Linked DNA regions of Mus musculus: region 1 is linked to region 2. A link is a loop called in an ENCODE intact Hi-C map of the cell type or tissue named here. Cell type or tissue: left cerebral cortex. All regions are shown on one strand. Each heading gives the region's core, and the rest is flanking DNA. Links, peaks and the distances in the headings are about the cores only. Region 1 overlaps Thrb (thyroid hormone receptor beta). Region 2 has its middle 52 kb from the start of Nr1d2.

Region 1 (2,922 bases), core at 194-2,693, 210 kb before region 2:
CCACCTCCATGCTTGGGTTGTAACTCACAGGCAGTTTCTTGAGTGGTTGTTTAATACTCAACCCTCCCCTTCCTACTGTGTGTGACCCTGCCACTTAATTCCATGTTATGGTTATGATGAGAACAACATGTACAAAGTAATGGTCTTATCACCATAAGCTGATAATAATCCCGTCCCCATGAACTGATAATCACCACGGTCCTCAGGTGAGAAATGACAAAGTCTGAGCACCACCACGAACTCAAATGCAAACATTATGACCTGTGACTCCCACCTGAGAGTCTCTGAAAGTTTTCTGAGAGAAACCCATAGCATGATGTCATGATCTAGAACACATATACACATGTCATGATTGCATGTACACGCCACACATACACTCAAGAGAACTGTTCATAATATTCTTAGCAAACACTCATGTTCTAATCCAGTACTTATTTATTTAAAAAGATTGCAATTTTACAGAAAGTGTGTTTTCCTTTTTGGATCACTGTTTTTAAATGTCAGATATATAAATACTACTTAAATGACATTAAAGCTGGAAAATAATTTCAAAGGCAGATTTGGAAGTAAAACATGCCTAAGACTTCCCAGGAGCCTCTGATCAGAGTGAGGCTGTGCACACAGAGATCATGACAGCTGCTTTTGAGTAGGGATGTCCCTCAGACTGAGCACAGGCACACATTCAGTGGCCACAAAACACAAAGAATAGCGTTTAGTTGATCTTTAGGTCTTATGTTAGTCAGTATTGACAATACAGAAACTGACCAGCTGTGAGGAACAGATCAGAACTCAGGACTCCACCAGCATTAGAAAGTATGACCAGTGGGACCTAGCCTGGAAGATAGCCAAATCTGGCTGTTGGAAGCCAAGGTGACATTCAGTTGATGGACTCCACATTGAAGTTTGAACAACTAGATTAATGTCTCAGAGCCAATTGCCAGACTCATTACTAGTGGCTTTTCTCTGGTTCACACTAAGAAACTAGATTATTGATTTTAGGATTGTCTGTGTGTGCGAGGATATGTTCTAAGATGTCTAATGTTTGATGCTTAAGTTGTCAACCATAAGGGCAGTAATGAGTAATCATTTCCTAATCACGTGGAAAGAGGTTAAAACCCATGTATAAAATGAACTTCCTGGCCCCAGCATAATAGGCACCTTTTCACTGTCACTGTCTAAGCCAAGTACAGACCATTCCTACCTGCCTGCCATTTTCCCCAGCAATAAGCTGCATCCACAGCTTAAGACCTTTACAGCCCTAAGTCTGTTCTTCACGGCAGCAGAACAGCAGGAGAGCTTGAAGATGCAGCGTCGAAGCTGGGTCTTGGCACATCAGGTGCTACTCTGAAGTGAGGCAGGCGAGGTTGCTGGGCTGGTGGTGTTTATTCATCTCCTCTCTTGTTTCATGTGTATGTATGTATGCTCTCCGAGTATATGCACGGCTCCATGGTTCAGGGGGCTGGCAAATGCATGCGTAGAGCGTGTGTATATGTAAAGTAGAACCTGAACCTGGATAGCAAAATGAACTACTGTATGCCAGAGGTACACGAAGTGTGCCCAGCTGCCAGCAGCAACTGCTACATGCAGGTCACTGACTACCTCGCATATCTGGAAGACAGTCCGGCTCTCAGTGGTCGTGATGTCCAAGCTGTGCCCAGTAGCAGCATATATATGGAACAGGCCTGGGCAGTGAATCAGCCTTATACCTGTAGTTACCCTGGAAACCTGTTTAAAAGCAAGGACTCTGACTTGGACATGGCCCTCAGTCAGTCCAGCCAGCCTGCACATCTCCCTGAAGAAAAGCCTTTTCCTCAAGTGCAGTCGCCACCGCACTCACAAAAAAAAGGTAGGGACTCTAGCTTCTCTTGGTTTCTGTTTCATTTTAAAATGTTATTGCATCAGCTTCCTTGAATCTTTGCATTTGAGCACCAGAGATTTGAAATTCAAACAGCAGTAAGAGGGGTTGCTGAATGAGTGAGGGCTCTGGTGAGTACAGAAGTTACCAAACGCCTGCTTTCTCTTTCTATGACAGCTACAGAAAGCTGGTTGTCACGGTCACGCATGGCATATATGGGCAGAGATGCATGCTGTCCAGAGTGAGTGTTACTGGCTTCTCTGCTAATATATATATACATCAAGGGATTCCCTCTTTGGGATAGCGGGAGGAAGATCCCAATTCAGACCACAAATTCACTTGACTCTTCCTACTGAGAGCCCGTTCTCATTAGCTAGCTAAATGGTCTAAGGCTTTCTCATTGGCTCTGAGATGTTAATGGGTTATGATTTACAAATGTTCATTTTCATTTTGATGTTATTTACTGATGCATGTAGAGAAGATGTTGATAACTGTGTCATGCTTTTAGAATGTCAAAGTCAAACAGAAATGAACCCTCTTTACTTAGGCACTGCTCCCTAAAATGTAGTAGACTTCAAACGTGAAGAATAAACTCATTATATAAAAGCAAGTGAGATATTTTTCAAAATATCCACTATTAAAATAAATTTAATATTTATTCATTTTAATAAGCATAGTTCTTAATTTTCTATCAAAAGGACATTTTTCCATTACCAAAAGATCAAAGAGACAAACAAGTACCTCACAGGGGACTTAGCTGCAACTTCTAGAGAGTTTAAATTCTGTAATAGATATTCCAGAAACCTCTTTATTCTAAGTATGATATGTAGGATCTGTGAAAGGAACAAAATTCCTGGGTTGCTGTCATTTGCAAGATCATGATGCCCGTTAGTCTCCAAAGGCAAGCTTTTCTGTAAAGTTAATCTTATGATATAATATAGTATATTTAATTAGGTTTTTAGAAAAGTTAGCATTTGTGGTTTTATGTTTTAATGTTTGGTGTTGTTTGAGGCAGTCTCTTTAATATTCTCCCTCCTTTACTTTGCCCCTTCTTTTCCCTGTGAGCC
Region 2 (2,922 bases), core at 266-2,765:
CTTCAGCTGATCTGTCTGGTTAGGCCTCTCTTCCCTCACTGCTCCATGTGTGTTCCTCCTAAAGCTGTTTGCTCTCTTCCCCAACCTGAGGAAGACCAACTTTCCATCAAGAGTGTGCCAGTAACTGCATGCCCCTGCTAGACTCTCCTGTACATTACCAATCATCACAGTTGACATGGTCATAGAAAAGATGTAAGTGAGAAGATGAATAATGTAAACAACCACCATGGGACAGCACACCACACACACACACACACACACACACACACACACACACACACACACACACACACCAAGAATCCTGAATATAGAAGACCTATGACCCAGCACTCTGCAGTTTGCTGGGCCATCTCTCCAGCCCCCTCTCCAGAACTTTCCCACATTTATCTATTTTTAATCTGGTCAGTAGCACAGGCTGCTCTTTTTCCAAGGACCCAAGATGGGTTCCTAGCACCAACTTCAGGCTCACAAGAACTTATAAGTCCATCTCCACCTTCTGACCTCTGCACTCACCTGTACATTCACAACACACACAATTAAAAATAAATTATTTTTAATAAAAAAAAATTCTGAAGAAAAGCTGTTTTTACAATCAAGTGCAAGAGTAAAGTCTTGCCTTTGGTACATCGCTATAACCCTCAGTAAGCTAACACAAATGACACTCTCTAAATACAACCATTTCTGCTGTAAATAACTTAATTAGGCTGTCAAAACAGCCCCAACCTCTTTAACTAAAATCCCAATTCATCTGTCTCATTCTCACTTCACTTGCAGGCAATGCTGGGGCAATTGCCAGGATCTCGAGTTCAAAGCCAGCCCAGGTCAGACCTACGTGTGGCTTGTGCAGCACTTGGGACTAACCAGCAAGCAACCTAAGTGTCCAGCAAGGTCAATCTCCTCATTCCCAGCTCACTCCCTAGATTGTTCCCGCTGATCCGCAGCTCCAACAAGGCCTGTGGATGGTCTTCATGGTCCTCTGGTTCCCTCTGATTTTCAACCTTTTGATTTTCTCCTCCTCTGAAGTTTTGCTTTTGTTGTTTTGTTTTGTTTTTAAACTATGCTTACAGGCGGCTCAGCTTTTACTTGCGCAGGAACTTTTTTTTTTTTTTTTTTTTTTTTTTTTGCTGTCCTTGAAGCAACAGTTTGTCTTTCCCCTCGACGTCTTTGTCTCAATGTCTGATAAACTGCTTATTTTTTTTAAACAGTTTTCCTTTTGAGCCTGAAAAAACAAACATTAACCAGAAAACGGGCCTCATTTCTCTGAATTGTAACTTGCCTCATTTCTCTGAATTGTAACTTGCGATGAAATCCCTGGTGCTATAGCGCCGCCTTATGGTAAACTGAGAATTAGCAGGTAACACTGCCTTTGACTCCTTGATACAGGATATCCTGATGTAGCCCAGATCTTTTTTTATTATTATTAGATATTTTCTTCATTTACATTTCCCCAAAGCCCCATATACCCTCCCCCTGCCCTGCTCCCCAAACCACCCACTCCCGCTTCCAGGCCCTGGCATTCCCCTGTACTGGGGCATATGATCTTCACAAGACCAAGGGCCTCTCCTCCCATTGATGGCCGACTAGGCCATCCTCTGCTATATATGCAACTAGAGACACAGCTCTGGGGAGTACTGGTTAGTTCATATTGTTGTTCCTCCTATAGGGTTGCAGACCCCTTTAGCTCCTTGGGTACTTTCTCTAGCTCCTTCATTAGAGGCCCTGTATTCCATCCAATAGATGACTGTGAGCATCCACTTCTGTATTTGTCAGGCACTGGCAGAGCCTCACAAGGGAGAGCTATATCAGGGTCCTGTCAGCGAGCTCTTGTTGGCATCTGCAATAGTGTCTGGGTTTGGTGGTTGTATATGGGACGGATCCCCAGGCGGGGCATTCTCTGGATGGTCCTTCCTTCAGTCTCAGCTGTGAACTTTGTCTCTGTAACTCCTTCCATGGGTATTTTCTTCCCCATTCTAAGAAGGAGTGAAGTATCCACACTTTGGTCTTCCTTCATCTTGAGTTTCATGTGTTTTGCAAATTGTATCTTGGGTATTCTAAGTTTCTGTGTTAATATCCACTTATCAGTGAGTGCATATCATGTGTGATCTTTTGTGATTGGGTTACCTTACACAGGATGATATCCTCCAGATTTGCCTAAGAATTTCATGAATTCATTGTTTAATAGCTGAGGAGTACTCCATTGTGTAAATGTACCACATTTTCTGTATCCATTCCTCTGTTGAGGGACATCTGGTTTCTTTCCAGCTTCTGGCTATTATAAATAAGTAGCCCAGATCTTGATGATCTCTTGCCTCAGCCTCCTGAGTGCTGCATTACGGGCATGTCCGACCATTTCTGGCAGGTGTGCTGTTTGGTTTTGTTTTGAGGAAAGTCTTGTTATATGCCCCAGGATGGCCTTTCCTCCCTGGTGCTAGGATTAGTGTGCATGTGTGTGCGGTAAATGTATGTGAGTGTGCTTGTCTGTATGCAGAAGCCAAGGTGAAATATCAGGGTTGTTTTCGATCTCTCCTCTACATTATCATTTGAGGCAGGGTCGTTCCAGCAAACCCAGAGCTCACCTAGTGTCTGCTAACAAGCTTGCTGTGGGGTAATCCCCTGTCTTTGCCTTCCGCGGGTTCTGAGGATCTGAACCACAGCACTCTTGCTGGCATGGTAAGTACTTTAACCACTGATCCATCTTCCCAACCCTAGTATAACACTTCTTTTTCATTTAATTTTTTTTTAGAATTATGCTTGTTTTATGAGTGTTTCGCCTATATGTTTATATGTACACACATATATGGTAATATATGTGTGTACAGTGCCTGTACATTCCCACTGAAGTTATGGGTTATCATGAGCTGCCATGTGGATGCTAGATTCTGTCTTCTGGAAGAATAGCCAGTGCTCTTAAAGTGATCCATC

What was found. Peaks named below come from ENCODE experiments on the same cell type or tissue, not always from the same donor. Only the 100,000 strongest peaks of a DNase experiment are listed, where the experiment ranks them.
Region 1: it touches region 2 in a loop (2.2-fold over the local background); 2 of 42 quality-filtered maps call a loop at or near these places.

What each region holds. Positions count from the first base shown.
Region 1 is chr14:17,980,356-17,983,277 of GRCm38, forward strand. The region is part of intron 4 of Thrb (thyroid hormone receptor beta); the gene reads left to right. Among named protein-coding and RNA genes, the nearest start is that of Nr1d2, 260 kb to the right of the region's middle. In left cerebral cortex, for the core only: no CTCF peak of the experiment used is centred there; DNase peaks (open chromatin) are centred at 1,362, 1,613 and 1,781.
Region 2 is chr14:18,185,910-18,188,831 of GRCm38, forward strand. No RefSeq gene overlaps it. Among named protein-coding and RNA genes, the nearest start is that of Nr1d2, 52 kb to the right of the region's middle. In left cerebral cortex, for the core only: a CTCF peak has its summit at 1,335; a DNase peak (open chromatin) is centred at 1,324.